Regions from separate parts of the Mus musculus genome. Here region 1 is linked to region 2. The links are chromatin loops, found by intact Hi-C in ENCODE. Cell type or tissue: heart. All regions are shown on one strand.

The links. Peaks named below come from ENCODE experiments on the same cell type or tissue, not always from the same donor. Only the 100,000 strongest peaks of a DNase experiment are listed, where the experiment ranks them.
Region 1: it touches region 2 in a loop (3-fold over the local background); 8 of 42 quality-filtered maps call a loop at or near these places.

What each region holds. Positions count from the first base shown.
Region 1 is chr1:156,934,883-156,942,882 of GRCm38, forward strand. Ralgps2 (Ral GEF with PH domain and SH3 binding motif 2) reads right to left here and starts at 4,744. Exons shown (of 19, transcript NM_001159967.1): 1 at 4,607-4,744. It overlaps 4930439D14Rik (a long non-coding RNA gene), which reads left to right and starts at 3,912. Exons shown (of 2, transcript XR_003948625.1): 1 at 3,912-4,176; 2 at 4,245-5,313. In heart, no CTCF peak of the experiment used is centred here; DNase peaks (open chromatin) are centred at 4,109 and 4,749; H3K4me3 peaks cover 2,806 bases; H3K27ac peaks cover 2,148 bases.
Region 2 is chr1:157,073,306-157,081,305 of GRCm38, forward strand. All of the region lies in intron 1 of Gm30568 (a long non-coding RNA gene), which reads right to left. Among named protein-coding and RNA genes, the nearest start is that of Gm30568, 4.3 kb to the right of the region's middle. In heart, CTCF peaks have their summits at 3,163 (motif pointing left) and 6,215 (motif pointing left); DNase peaks (open chromatin) are centred at 3,156 and 3,926; H3K4me3 peaks cover 408 bases; H3K27ac peaks cover 1,170 bases.

The DNA of each region.
Region 1 (8,000 bases), 140 kb before region 2:
GCCCAGGCATGATAATGAGGTTCTGTCAGGTACTGAGAGTATAACCAATCAGATGTGAGACATGCAAATGAGGTATGATAATGAGGTTCTGTAAGGTACTGAGAGTAGCCAATCAGATGAGGAACATGCAAATGAGGCTTAGTGCATAACCAATCCGGGTGTGAGACACGCCCCTCCTAGGCCTATAAAAGCAGCACCAGTTCTGGGCTCGAGGTCTTTTCGCCTCTACAATCAAGCTCTCCCAATAAATGTGTGCAGAAGGATCCTGTTGCAGCGTCGTTCTTCCTGGCCAGTCGAGCGCGCGCAAGAGTGTGAGACATCTTAAAGTCAACAAAAGATGCAACTCACTCAAACAAGAAAAACTGAAAACGGGAAGGGGGTGGGGTGGGGTGGGGTGGGGAATGGGACATTAACCCAGAGCACAGGCTCCAATGCAGTCAGACAGGACACCTGTCAGACGTGCGATGATGAGAAGCTACAGATGGGCTGCGCAGATCCAGCACAGAGCAGCACTGCAGATCTGAGCAAAGACAGAGGGCTTAGGAGGTCCTTCCCAATTTTTTAAAAGTTTGAATACCTATCACCCTATGTGTTTGTAGATTTGGATAGACTATAGAAAAGGGTAAAGGCAAATAAGAAAGTGAGTAAAATTACAAAAGAAAACAATCTAAAGCCAAGAAATTTAATCATAGTATACTGCAATGTACAACTGTTAAACGTATTTACAGAGCCATAATAATGTAAACAACGAACGTGTAATCAAAAGCATGGCATCAAAACACATGAAGACAACAGAGGACGGTCAAGGTACCACAGGAATCCTAAAGCAAAGGCACTGTAAAAAATCTGAGGTTGGAGCTGGAGATGGCTCAGCGGTTAAGAGCACTGACTGCTCTTCCAGAGGTCCTGAGTTCAATTCCCAGCAACCACATGGTGGCTCACAACCATCTGTGTAATGGAATCCGATGCCCTCTTCTGGTGTGTCTAAGAGAATAACAGTGTACTTATATAAATAAATTTTATATATATATATATATATATATATATATATATATACACATACATACATACATACACACACACACACACACACACACATATATATATATATATATATATATATATATATATATATAAATCTAAAGTTGAAAAATAAAACTGCAGAACCATGCACTTGTGCCAGAAGAAAGAAGACAGACACAAGGTACGGCAAGAAGCAGCCGGAGTACCAAGAACTGCTGCTCTGTAAGCAGGACCTGGGAAGGAGACCATGAAGACATGAGGCAAGGGACCAAAGCTTTTACCAAAAGTCTTACAGGGTAACTTTTAACTGTATAAGTTCAAGTAGCAACGTTTAAAAGAAGAACAAAGTAGTCATATCATTTAATGTCAATTATTTTACTCTCTGGTCATAATCTCTGACCAATAACTGGACATTGTTTCAAGTGTGAGGTACTTTTCTAAGAAGGGAGGAGGGGGCAGGGAAAGGGGAGAAGGAAGAGGGAGGAGGGCAGAGGAGGTTGATGAATAAAACCCATCTGGAATATTTAGAATGAGGTCGTGAATAAAACTTGAGAACCAAAGAAAATAAAACTATAAAGCATGAAAGAGTACAGATTAATTTAAAAATACTGAAGTTTTATCATATCCAATCTTCATTCTCTCATTAACAAGGAACTAATGGGAATTTAAAACACACTTAAGGAAGTAATTAAGGAGTAATGCCATAAACTCACTTTTTTCCACGGGACCTATTTCAAGCTATCTGAATTATGTTTTCATTGAATACTAGATAACTATAAAAAGTGTGAAGTGCAGACAAAAGTAACTATCTCAAAAGCAAACATTAAACAAAAGCTAATATTCAAAACACAGGATCCATTTTAATGTATTTTATTCTCAAAAGCTTGTATGTGTTCGTTTTCCATATCAAAGGAAAGCAGAGCTTTAGAGAAAAGGAAGGCAATTTCAAATAATAGATTAGCGGTTAAAAACTCCTTAGAAACTTCTGGAAGCTAGCAGTACACTAAGTCCCCAGCTGTGCATTTTCCCAAAGTCTCCACTCCAGAGACCGGGGGAGTGGGGGGGGGGGGGGGACAGGATGGGACTGGGCACATCACACTCTAGAAACAACAGTCTAGGCCTGGGATCCCTGTATGATTACTGATAGCTGGCCTCCCACTCTGAAGTGGAGAGACTAATGCCTGCGTAGGGTAAATACTTTTAAAGCTCTGAAATCTACAAAGATCTACACCAATGCATGTCACCATGATTATTAATCAGAGCATAAACTAATCTCTTCTCATCAGCCCCTTGGAATCCAGTAAGATTTTTCTTTAACAGACGGGTAGAATGCCATTTCCCTGGGGGGATGTCGGCTTACTTCTCCTGAAGACTCTTACAAACAAGTAAATACCAAGACAAGAATATCAGCACACATTTCATTTAAGTATATAAACCAACAGATTAATTGTCTAGCCACATATAAACCACACACCCTCTGACTCCAGGTAGAGTAATATTTAGATATGTTTGGAAGCCGGATACCTAGTGTGTATAAACACAAGCACAGTTTAAGACAACTGTCTTGATGCTTTTATTCACTAACAGTTCCTTCTATCCTCAGAAGGAAAAATGCAAGCAGTATCCTAACTCAAAAGGCATCCTGAGTTTTCACTTCTACACTAACAGAGCTGCCCACTGATGACTTTATCTCCATCACAGCACGTGTGCGTTTGTGCGCTGCAGCATCCCCTCCACACCCATCAGGACACAGCGGGACGCGGAGATACTCTGTGTGTTTAGAAGAATTGACCCTCTGGACAAGAGCTTAAAAGGAGCTTTTGATCCCAACTCCTCATAGGCAGAGTCAGGCAGATCTCAGCCAGTTAGAAGCCAGCCTGGTCTATGTAGTGAATTCCACCGACAGCTAGAGCTACATAGTGAGGCTCTGCCTCAAAAAAAAAAAAAAAAAAAAAAAAGTTTCAAGTTGCAATCAAATTATTATTACCAACAAAGCCATCTTTCACCAAAGGCAACCACTGCCCCAATTTTAATTGTAAGCTCGTTTTTAAAATGCACACAAATTGCATTCATTACTCACACATGTCTGGTTCATAGCTATCTTTTAAATTTTATTTTCTCTCAGAATTTTTGGGTGTATCCTCCCTGATACTGTAATATCAAAAAGTATACTAGGATCTTGACACACAAGCAGATCTTTCAACTTCTGCTGCAATCTGGTGAATAAAAGATAGAGAACAGTATTTGCAGAAAAAGTCAAATTCCTGAAATCAATGCATGGTGAGATAGAATGGACTGGGTTTTACTATTTTAAAATTACTATGCCAGAATTTAAGCTCAAATAACTATACTTAAACCATTCATGGGAACTCTAATAGACACATTTAATATATACATGTGGCTAAGACAAGCAATTTTCCACATTTTTGAAGCTTCATGACTACACACATTCAGTAGAGGTTATTATTATTAAAATAATACTGTTTGGTTACAAATCCCACTCCTGCAGTAACAGTATTACACTTACTACATTTATGATGCTACAGCCCGAACAATCATATCTGGGTGGGACAGGCTTTTACAGTTTGCAAGTTAACGAACTGTGGCACTGCGGTACTCTCTCATGCAAGGAATGAAAAGTTCCACAAAATTCGAATGGTCATCTTCAAAGACACACGACCTCGAGTACACCGGATGGTAAACATTACATAAACAACGCCAAAGTCAACTCATAAACAAACACCAACACCGAAACAAAGCTCTATAGCTACTTCAGCGTACTAAGACGGGGTGTGGGGGTGGGGAGGGGATGCAGAGCACCTACGAGGAAAGGCTCAATTAACTGCCGCCCGTGCTTTCATCCTCCGATCTTAAACAAAAGACGCTGGATGCTTTCGGTGGAGAGCGCTTTCTGCAGAGGGATTTGGGGTTGCAAACGCCCCTCCTCCACGGCCACCAACAGGCCCCTTTCTTCCTCCTCCCTCACCCCTCCCAGCTCAAACAAATTAACATTCGCACTAAGGTACCTCCTATCAGCTCGCAGCTTCTTCCCAAACACGCCCACGCACCCTGAAACCCGCCTGCGTCTACACCGCACACGGCGGCAGGAAAAGCGCTTCGAGGGGGGCGGGGAGCCGCGGCGGCAGCGCACAGGTCCGGGCTCCCTTCCAGGTCAGCTCCCCATCGCCTCCCCGAGCCCGGTGTTTACGAGCCCGCCTAAGCCCACACAGCAAAGGAATCCCAGGCGCTGCGGGCAGCTAGCGCGGCGGTGCGGGACCCCCCTCCGTGTCCGCACGCGGCCTCCGCCGCCGCGGCGCCGCTCACCCCGCGCTCCGCGGGCGGTTCGGCCCCGCAACAGGTCACCCGCCTCGGCTCGGTGACGGGGGTGCAGGCGCCCCGGCCGAGAGGGGGTGTGGCTGGCGCGGCGGGGCCCGGCCCCGGCTCACCTGAGAGGCTGAGGCGACGCCGGGGCCTCCGCCACCGCGGGACCGCGAGCGACCCGCAGCCCGCCCTCCCGCGCCGCGCACCGCGGCCGCCGCCGCCATTGCCCGCGCCTCCCCACACGCCCGCACGCCACGCCGACCTGTGCAGCCGCGGCCGTCGCCTCCGCTTCGCCCGCGGCTCCGAGGCAATCGCTCGCCCAACCGAGCAGTCGGCGTCTCTCATTCAGCGCCTGCCGCCGGCGCTCGGGGGAGGGGAGTGCGCTGGATCCACCCCGGCCGCGCAGGGGGCGCGCGCCGGGCGGGCGGGGCGGAGCGGCGCGCGCACCAACCGAGCGCGCTCGCGCGGCCGGGAACGCCGGGTCGCCGGGGTCTCGGCGCAGTCTGCGGGCGCCGGGCTATGCCCCCCGAGGCCAACTGCCGCCCCGTACCGGTGTCCGAGGCGCGTGCCCCAGCCGCAGGCGCAGCACCGGCCGCAAGGACGAGCCGCAGGGTTCAGGACGGACAGGTGGGGCCCCGCGGCTGCTCCCCGCACGGGTCTCGTTGGCGCCTGGGACGCGGGCGTTGCTCCCCGCTCGGGCCAGAGGACAAAAGTCTGGAAACGCTTGGCCCCCAGATCAAATACCCAGCCCGTGAGGGCGGCGTCCTTAGGAGTCGTGGCGGACAAGTGGAGGGGGACTGCAAATGTGAAGAGTCACCCCACAGCCGTGGGATCTTAAATGATGGAGTCTGCACTCTAGCACATCATCATGCCGGAAGTGTTGGGTCGGCCTCTAGGTGTTAAGCAGGGTGGCTGCCGGTGGTTTAAGGAGCAAATAACAATATTTGGGATCCCCTAGTCCCGGATTGATGAGTTTCAGGTGGACTGTATTTTCACGCCATTGCGGGAACGTGATTCTAAAAGGTGAAATTTTTCCTGTGAATGAAAGGGAATAGAAGGGTGTTGTTTCTTGGGGTGCACCTAGGTGGCCTACTTAAACTTAGCACCATTTGATGCAGTGTGACTTAGTGGAAGGTTTTCAGTGAGCCACCTTGGTGTAATCATTAGGTCATTCGGGAATAGATGCGATCCTTTTCTAGGCAATGTGCAGTGGAGGGTGGAGGGACAGTTCTATAGCAGCACTGAGTGTAGATTGTGAAGGGACCAAATTCGTTTTGATTTCCTTTTTCCCTATAATAACTAATCAAAACAGTGGATTCTTTTATGCAGAAGAAAGTTAAACACTGTCCCTTTTGACCACTGTTCCCTTCTGTGGAGAAGGTAGAAGAACGCTCCTTCATCCCCTTGGTTAAAACATGCCCATGCAAAAGTAGGTGGAAGATAAAAACGAAGCAAGGAAAAGCGATAAAGCCCAGTGCTGGTTTTTTATTCCGTTTTAAGTTGGAAGTCTCTCCAATAGATGCACAGAAACCAAAAAGAAGAAAAGCCTGTCAGAAATCTTCAACTGAGCGTAGACTAATGAAAAGGGGGCGGGGCTAAGGAACACTAGTGACCAAAAGGCTCCAGGAGAATTACTTAGATGCAGTTTTCACTTCGATGCTGTTTGCTTCAAGTCCCAAAGAAACAACAGACAAACTGAAGTAACAGTTGGGAGGGGGAACCCTTTGAGTCACTGAGTAAATGATTGATCTTTCTTTCCCCAAGTTAGTAAGAGATTAAGGGAAAGGTGGATGGCTATGTGCCAACAACAATACATTCAAAGATAGATAGATACATACATAGATACATAGATACATAGATAGAGATACGTGTGTGTGTGTGTGTGTGTGTGTGTGCGTGTGTGTGTAATTGTCCCAAGTTATTAACTGCTTTTAAAGTAGGAAAAAATAAGGAGCCTCGGGGAATTTCATTTGGTATAAATGTCTTGCAGCCACTTGAGTTGGAGCTTCATAAAAACAAAGATCCCAGGTCCCCACATCTGCCAGTAATTTTCACAGTTTACTGTAAAAGCAATAAAATTTTCACTCCGGCTTTGAAGAGAAAAGGCCCAAGAGTTCATGGATTTATACCGGAGATTCCTATGCCTACAGAATGTCTGAATTTGGAATAAATCACTCAAAATGGGTCGCTCATGTTGACAGCCTGCAAAACCACACTTTTATTACTCTTAAGAGCTCAGGATTTTCTAAACTTGATAAGGTTAAGAATTTCTGTATGAAAATACATTAAAAAAAAAAAAAAAAAAACTTGGGAGAAGCTGAGATGATGACTTAAGAGGCAAAGGTGATAACCTGGCAGGCCTGAGGATCAGAGTTCAGTCCCTACATGATGAATATAAAGCTAGATGTGGCAAGCCTGTAATCCTGAAATCCTGCAAGGAAATGGGAGGTGGGAACAGCAGATTGGCTGGAAGCTCTTGGGCCAGTTAGCCTGGGATGTACAACTGTGCAACTGGTCTCAGCAGAAATGAGAGAGACCCTGCCTCAATCAGGTGGAAATTGAGAGCTGCCCTCTCCCCACAAGCTATGGCCTGGGTGCCCACATGTGCACACACAAAAAGAGAAGCTGGGTGTGGTACTCGATTTGTAATCCCTGGGCTCAGGTGGCTGAGATAGGAGGACTGTCTTCTTTTCCAGGCCAGCCTGGGCTACAGTAGAAGATCCTAGCTCCAAAAACCAAAAGGATAGAAAATAGCTTATCTACTTATGTTTTTGTTGTTGTTTATAACCCTTGAGTTATTTCTCAAAGTCTGTTCCCCATCCATTTATATGTAAATGAAGCAATGACTATTTGCAACGCATATTCTTTACCAGAGCATTATTTTTTTGTAATTCTGTAAGTTGCTCTATGAGAGCCATTTGCTTTTGCCAAAAGAGAGGAAATATGCAGAATCTTAGAACAAAAAATGCTAATAGATATAACAGAAACGCTCTTATATAAAATAGAAGTCGATAACAATTCAATACACTTAAATGTCATTTCAGGGGAGTCGCCATTGTGTAACTGTTTTATTACTGTGCTTTGCTTCCAAAGGGTAAGCCAAGGGACCCATTTAGATAGAGAATTAGCACATCAAAGGCAAAACACAACTGCAGCAAAAAGATCAACAAACGATGTATCTTATTGTCAAAACCAATCAGACAGGCTTCTTGAGGAAACCCATCAGTCATGGTTCCAGTGCTCTTATCTAAAATATAGGCAGAGCAGGATATTCAAAACTCTCTGGGGGGGAGGGGACAGATGTAAGAAAGGACCTCAAAGGGTTCCACAGAAAACAGTTTAAGGAGAGTCCTCCAGACTCCCAGTGGAGAAAGACATGCAATAGTTTCCGAACAAAGTTGATCCACAGACTATTCAAATCTGAGCGCCATATTAAGTAATTCCCAATTAAGCTATCCTTAAAGGAGGAATTCTGTGTCTATTCTGTATCAGGCATGAATCAGCAGGGATTCATTGGAGATGATTAGTATTTCCCTGGAATTCTCTTTGGCGGCAAGTTTGTGTGTAAGTGTTAGAATTTTTAAATGGTTTTCTTTTTTTTTTTTTTTTTTTTTTTTTTAAGATTTATCTATTTATTATATGTAAGTACATTGTAG
Region 2 (8,000 bases):
ACCGTCATGAGAGGGCACGACAGAGTGGGCATGTTTGAGTTCTCTGTCTCTGTCTCTACAATACCAACCTGAGATTCTTTCTCCATGATTTAGAAAATAAATTCTGAGGTGCCCTGTGGCTGTCCTTAGTTGCTTGTCTATCCTGCATTCTAGACCACAAGACAGAACGGCGCTGTTTATGCTCATGACTGTGGAGTTTATTCTTTGGTGAAGGGTACGAATGGTAAGCAGCTTAAACAGCTTCAGAAGGGATGCAGGCGGGGTGGGGACACAGCAGTTCTTGGGTGTCCTGGTCTTTTCTTTTCTCTCTGTGCTGGGATTAAACTGAGGGCTTGGCCCATGTCAAACAAATGCTCTGTCACTGAGCTACACCCCAGCCCTGCCCTGGCTTTTCAGCTTTGAAGGTTATGATGGACCAGCGAGGGTGTGGACCGTGAGTCACTGCAGTTAGACAGGCTCTTCCACTGTTTACACATTTACCCACCATCATGCTTGATGTCCCAGATACCCAGGACACCCAGGTGAAGGACAGCACAGTTAGTGTGACACTGTGACTTGGAGCCAGTCTGCCAGCCTTTGTCCTCGTTTGGTTCTCTGTTGTTATGATAAAACACAGACCTAAGCCAACTTGTGGAGCACAATGTTTATTTGGCTAACACGTCCCTGTCACAGTCCATCACCAAGAGAAATCAGGGCAGAACCAGAGGCAGGAACTGAAGCAGAAGTCATGGAAGAATGCTGCCCGTTGCCTTGTTCCCCATGGCTTCCTCGGCCTGCTTTATTATACAACCCAGGACCACCTGTTCAGGGAGGGGCACCACCCCGAGAGGGGCTGGGCTACCCCACATCAATCATTAATCAAGAAAATGCCTGGGCTGGAGAGATGGCACAGCAGTTAAGAACACTTCCAGAGGTCCTGAGTTCAAATCCCAGCAACCACATGGTGGCTCACAACCATTTGTAATGGGATCTGATGCCCTCTTCTGGTGTGTCTGAAGACAGCTGCAATGTACTCATAAATTAAATAAAATAAATCTTTAAAGAAAAGAAAAGAAAAGAAAAGAGAAAAGAAAATGCCCCCACAGGCTTGCCTACAGACTAATCTGATGGAGGTGACAAATAGAAGCATCCTTTGGCCTGGCCTTCATCTGCAGACAAGAACTCTGGGATAGTTGTGGGAACTAAAGCATTGGGTATGTGGCTGGCACCTAGCAGTATGTCAGTGCAGGGAGGTGTGGTCCTGTGGTGGGGCCTGAGGAGACCGTGGCCTGGGAGGGAGCCAGGAAACATATTCTCTGTAGTTTCTGCAGCCTTAGCAAGCTGAGCGCCCTTAAACCAGAGACAGCCGTGCGCTCTCGCTCGTTCTCTCTCTCTCTCTCTCTCTCTCTCTCTCTCTCTCTCTCTCCTGAAGCCCCAACACCTAATTTAACTTTAAAACCAATTTTGGGGTATGATTGAACTGTACCTCGCCTGTGTGACCAGGGGTCTCTAGACACAGTGAGAACTTGGGCGTGGCCCCTCCCCACCCCCAACCCCCTCCCCTCCACCTCCCACCCCCACCCCCTTGCTTTCGATGTACTCAGAGAACCCCGGTCCTCGAGGAGCTGCATGGACGGTCATCTTTTGTTTGGATTTGACTCTGTGCGACTGGGCAGCTTGTGTCCAGGGAGATGAAATCAGAGGAGACTTAGCGCAAGGCTGCCCTGTATTTGCGGGGAAGGTGAAGAGACCGGTTTGCATTTCTCACTTCTCCCTCAAAGCGTGAAAACAACAGGCCAGGCTGGCCTGGTTGCTGCATTCTGTCTCCAGATTGTTAATGCCTTGCAAAGATTCCCTCCTGTACAGTGCATCCCGTCCCCAGGGTGGGGGAGGACAGCCACCCGGAGGGAGGTGCTGGTGACTCATTTCCCCAGAGATCACTCCTTGTGCTAGCAGGGCCATGATACCACATTGCTTTCATCATGCAAAAAATAAAACCCCCAGACTGGAAGTCTTGGCTCATCAGCCAACCTTCTATTCTATAAGGAAGAGCACGCTGCGAGAGAAAAGTACCCAGACAAGTGACTGTAAACTTTTACCCATAGATAAAGATATTGAGGCATTTTCTAATTAAAAAAAAAAAAAATCGCAGGCTGGAGGGATGGCTCAGTGGTTAAGAGCAGTGGCTACTTTCTCAGAGGTCCTGAGTTCAATTCCCAGCAACCACATGGTGGCTCACAGCCATCTATATTGGGATCCAAAGCCCTCATCTGGTTGTCTAAAGACAGTGACAGTGTACTCACATACATTAAATAAATCAATCTTTATTAGTCAAGGCCTGAGGCTGTAGCTGACTGTAGCTTATCCAGCATGTAGAAGACCCTAGCTTCCATCACCGCTACCCAACGGGGTTGGGGTGGAGGAATCTATTCTGATTCCTCAAAAGGTATGCTGAATAAAGAAATAGTGATTGACAGCCCTGAGGTCTGGGATTTCTGAGGCTCAGAGAACTGGAGGAGACACCTCTGGCTCAGAGCAAAACTGCGCTTAAGAAAAAGAATTGAAGTCCCAGGACACAGGTTCTGAGAATGGGAGGGAGCGGGGATTTCCTTACAGCAGGATTTGTCTGGTGTTGGAGGTCTCAACACTAATAAGGATACTGTTTTCTGACGGGCTCACTCACTTGACCAGAGAGGCCAAGCAGGGGAGGAGGGGGAAGAGGGCGAGGAGGAGGAGGAGGAAGGGGAGGAGGGGGAGGAGGGGGAGGAGGGGAAACTGCCAGGGCTCAGGAAGGGGACAAAAAGGCTATAAATGGATCCAGAAGCGTCAGAACCCAGAGATGGTGCTCTGGAAGTAAGCGGTATACAGCCAAGAGATCAAAGCAAAAGTTGACCCTAAGGTCTAGCTTTGACTACAGATCCACTGTGTCATCTCACCCCATCACCCTCCTGAACCCACTTCTGGTCCATCTGAGGCCTGGGAAAACTAATGGTCTCCGTGACTGTTCTGTGAGACTCAAATCCAAGGGGGGGGGGGGGGGCGGAGACAGCTCTTCACTTGCCTACGACCCCAAACGCCTGTCTAGTGCTCGATTTAACTCACTGGCCCAGCCTAGCTAAAATCAATTCTGTAATCCCAGGACAGAGCGCAGGGGCCTGCGCCACCTCGTGGGCGATATCGGAACTGCATGCATGCCTTGATCCTGGCATTCTCCCAGGGCATACTTCAGGACACAACACATTAGAATAGTGGCCCAGAGCCGGGCGTGGTGGCGCACGCCTTTAATCCCAGCACTCAGGAGGCAGAGGCAGGTGGATTTCTGAGTTCGAGGCCAGCCTGGTCTACAGAGTGAGTTCCAGGATCAGCCAGGACTATACAGAGAAATCCTGTCTAGAAAAACCAAAAAAAAAGTGGCCCAGAACACACAGCACTATCATTCCTCTGGTTCTTATGCTAGGAATAAACCAATGTTATTCCTGAAACGCCTTCCCCTTGCCTCCAGGGAAAAGAAACGGCAGTGGCGGTAATGCCAATAGTACAGCTAGTGACACTTATGTCAATGGACTTCAAATTCTCACTACTTCCCATGTCCTAGGCCAGTTCACTGGCAGCCCAGGGTAGAGTTGGACGTCTTCAGGACTATTACTATTACTACATGGAAGCTTGCGGCTCTGGGTTAAACATTACACACAGGCAGCGATTAGTCTCCAAGCCGTCCTTGCCCTTTACTCTAGTCCTGGATGCCCATTGAGTGGAAGCGACTCATCCACACCTGCCTCCTGCAAGGGTGGCCATGCCAAGGGCTCCTGGCTTTTCTTTTTCAGCCTTCAAGAAGAGAAGGGTTATTCTACGTTGCTAACTTTGCCTACCTACGGGAACAGTGAAAAGAAGGGAATCCTCTCCTAGGCGGAGGATGCTGCCAGCTGGCACCGGAACTCAGGCAGCCACAAGTGCATCTCTGCAACACCCCAGTGTGCTGCAGCGCCACCTGGCGGCCAGAGTGGCACTCAGCGAGGAGAGCCGGCCTAGATCGCCACTCCACCTGGTATCCAGTTCTGCAGTGGGTGGGAGCCTCGGGAAGACTCATTCTGCTGTTTCAGAGGTTTGGGCCCTCAGAGGTGGGGCTGCGTCCTGAGGCCGTGGTAAAGCAGCATGGCATCTCATGGCAAAAGCTGGGGACCTTGGGTCTCCTTAAGAGTACACCCCAGTGATCCAAGCTCTTCCCCCAACCTCTGACCTCTCACGTGCTCATGCATACACGTGCAAACAAATGAACACATACAACGCGTGCGCGTGCGCGCGCGCGCACACATACACACACACACACACACACACACACGCGCGCGCGCGCGCGCGCGAAAGTCGTAGAGTCAGGTGAGGTTCGAATCGGAAGAATGGAAATTGCTGGTGAATTTGGGTGTGTAAATAAGGGAAGAAGAATCAAAGGACGGGTGGGATAGATTGTCCTGAGTGTTTTGAGTAGAACAAGCTGACACCCACTGTTAGCCGAATAAAATTCAAAACCCTTTGCACAGTTTTTAAGTCTTTAAATTTCAAAGCATTTCTATGAGCTAAGTATTATTGTCCCCATTCTACAGGTGAGGAAACTGAGGCACAGAAAGTTTGTATGAAGTCACACAGCTATCAACTGGAGAGATTACAAGAGAGTACTGCTACGTCAGGCTCCCTCTTTTGAAAAAATGCCAAACTACAATTATTTAATTATTTGTTTTATTGACTTATTTATTCATTTAGGTGTGCGGTGGCATGGCTGTATAGGTCAGAGGATAACTTTTCAGAGGTGGTACTCTTCTCCTACCATGGAGGTCCTGGGAGTTCAAACTCAAGCTTTTAGCTTTGGCAGCAAGCACCTTGACCCACTGAACCATCTCACCCACCCGGTTCTCTCTCTTGGTAAAAGAGGGGAGTTATTATCTGAGACAGAACTGTCAGGGAGGATGGGAAATGAATGGGTTTCACTGCCAGGAAAGAGGAGTGACACCTTCCAGTCTGAGTGTGTTCAGAGATGCCTTGTAAATATCCTTGTGGAGAGCGACCCTTTAGTGGGGATGTAGAGGGGATGCCAGGCCTAGAACAATGGCATGGAGGCAAATCTTAGGCATCCTGTCAGTTCTCCGGGAGTTGGGATGAGGTAATGCTTAGGAAATGTTCTCCTCAGAGGACCCCAGGAAGACACTACTCTTGTTCCACAAATGTCTCATGGGTATACAGACTTAAGAGCATTCACACGCCCCTGCCCCACCCCACTCTGGAGACTGCATCAGTCAGGAAGGAAGCCTCCATCACCAGCCACATAATACACTTCTCAACCTTTGATGCAGGACCTCCACAAGTCAAGAACTGAGTCTCCCTGGAGGGTTAAGAATCAAGACATTTGCCGTACGCGTGCAGAGCACAGCCTCTCGGCCGGCTACCCCGCAAGTGTTATTTTTGCAGTTTTATGGTTGTTTTTGCCCCGTGAGGGTCAGAAAGATGAACTCAGAGCCTTGAACCTCTTTTCTCACCTGTGAGGTGTTGCCTCTCTCCGGATATTCTCCAGGTGTGAAGACAAGACTTGCACATCCCGGTTTCCGCTACCCACATGGCTTCTCTAGCACATGGGGACCCTTTCCCTGGGGCTGCGTGGCTTCCGGCTGTCTTTCTGTTTGGGAGAGAACTGAACTGGATCCCCTGGAAGAGCAGTGTTCACTCTTAACTGCTGAGCCATCTCTCTAGCCACTGTGTTTGAAAGAACCCTTGCAAGGGAGTCCTGAAGGTCAGTCCCTTCTCCCTTTCCTCGCACAGTTGCAGACGTCCTATCCTGTACAATCCAAGTGGGGATATGCACCATAAAGGTCATGGGGAAGACCCGTTTTCAGCACTAGCAACAAGCCCCTGGCAGCATTCTGTGTCCCATCTTAATTATTGCACTTCTGTAACTTAGTCTTGCCCACCTCTCCTGCTGCCAGTCTGTCCTAGGGCCTACGTCTCCCTCACTGAGGTCGCCAGATTTCCCCTGATGATGTCCTGGGAGAGTCTGTATTAGAATGTCCCATTCCTGCTAAGACAGCCTCCTAACCTCAGATCTCATAGCATGGGCTGAACCGGACTCCCCACACAGCCAAACTCATGCTGCTATGTCAGAATAGTGTTGGGCTTCTCCTCTGTTCCTGCAGGAAGGACTCTTGCCCCTTCTCAGTGGCTCCCCGTGAATCACGGCGCCCTCTGCAGGAGGAAGGCTTGAACCACTGTGCCCTCTGCAGGAGGAAGGCTTCTTTCTCACACAGCCTTGGAGCCTCTTTGCAGTGGGTTGCACAAAGGACATGTCTAATTACAGAGATCAGAGCAACAGCCATCATGTACCATAGACAACCCTGTGCTTTCTTTGGCCCTGAATGCAGCTTTGCAAGTCTAGATTCATGCTCCTGGCATTACTGGAATTCCTTTCAACTTCACTACTATCGATCGGCAAAGACTGATTCACAAAGAAGACAGTCTCAGACCCGGAGGCCACAGAGAAGGCTCTGAGCTGCTTCTGGGTGGGGCCTGGAATGCTTGCTGGTGGAAGGGACTGGTTGGGCCAGAATAGAGACACCCAGCATTTCATAAGTTAGGGCGCTAAGGGCCTCTCTACTGCTCTGGGACATAGCATCTTTTCAAGAAGGGAGATAAACAGGAGCTCTCGAGCGTGAAGCAGACAAAGGTGAGGTTTGTCTCTCTGATTACTGCGCTCAGCCACTCACGGGTCAATCTGAGCCTGGGTCAGTGCCGAGTCACAAGCACAGACATCCCACGGGTGCACACACCTTACCATGTCACAGTTAAATATAGTGAGCCACGTTCACACTGCTTGATAAACGGCTGCTGCCCTGAGCTCCAGCCCCCCAACCAATGACAGTTATTATTTCCTGGGCCTTTCCCAGAGCCGCCATGTTTCTCCAATCCTGCAATTAATGATCGCACTTGGCACAGCCAGCCCTTTCAAGTTCTGGTGGGACAGAGTCCATGGGTAAATATTTAAAGCACCTCCTACCTTCAGAGCTCTCAGCAACCCATCCCTGAAGGACAGTCCAGCCCTACCACTCCTCACTGCGACTCTGTGTGTCCATCTTACCTTGTCCTGCCCTCCTCGTATCTGAAATAGTCCCAGTTCTGAGCCCACAGGTCTTAGCCTCCTTACTCTGCCTTTATATAAATCCAATTTGCTTATTCCAGATTTGTTCAACCCTTTTCCATTATAACACAACAGCATCACCAAGTTCATGCTCAGAAAACAGGCCAAAAAAGTCATTTTTTAAAATCACGCCCCCCCCCCCCACCCCAAGAAACCTCAAAGTTTTAGGTAAGTTTACAATTTTGTATCAGGCCTGGTTCCCAGCTGTAGGTGGGATGTGCTTGCAACCTTTCATTGATTAGTGGCTACATCATTGATTATGCAGCAGCAATGATGTCAGGCCACGCCTTGTGGGAAGCTCTTCAAAAAGGCAGATCCAAGGGGACCCCAGTGCTAGGGAGCCACCAGCACCACTGAGCAGATGGGTGGACAGTGGGCAAGCCTGTAGGGGTTGAGGCAGAGGTGGGGTCACACTGAGGCAGAGGGAGCACAGGGTGCAAGGCCTACTTAGGCACAAAGCTCACAGGTAGGGCTGAAAGTCAGTCTTAGTGGTGGCGCATGACAGGCTTCTGCTGGCCCCGTGAGGGGATGCTTTTGGGAGAGACCCAGTGCCAGAGCAAAATAACCGAGTGAACCAATTCCCCAGAACTTGCCACTGTTAACACAGTGCTTTTCAGCCTAGCCCCTGTGGCTGGCCATAGCTCCTGACAGTTATGCTTGAATCTCTGTCCCAACTCACTAGCTGAATGTCCTTCTGTGACACCGGTGCCAGACACTGATCCAGCGGGAGAGGATTTGTTGCACGGGGTTGGAATCTGGTCTGCTGGGTTAGTGCTGGGTGTCACTTGGGATTGGATCACGGCCCAGGGCTCAGCAGGAGGTCAGTCCTCATAGACCCACGACCTTC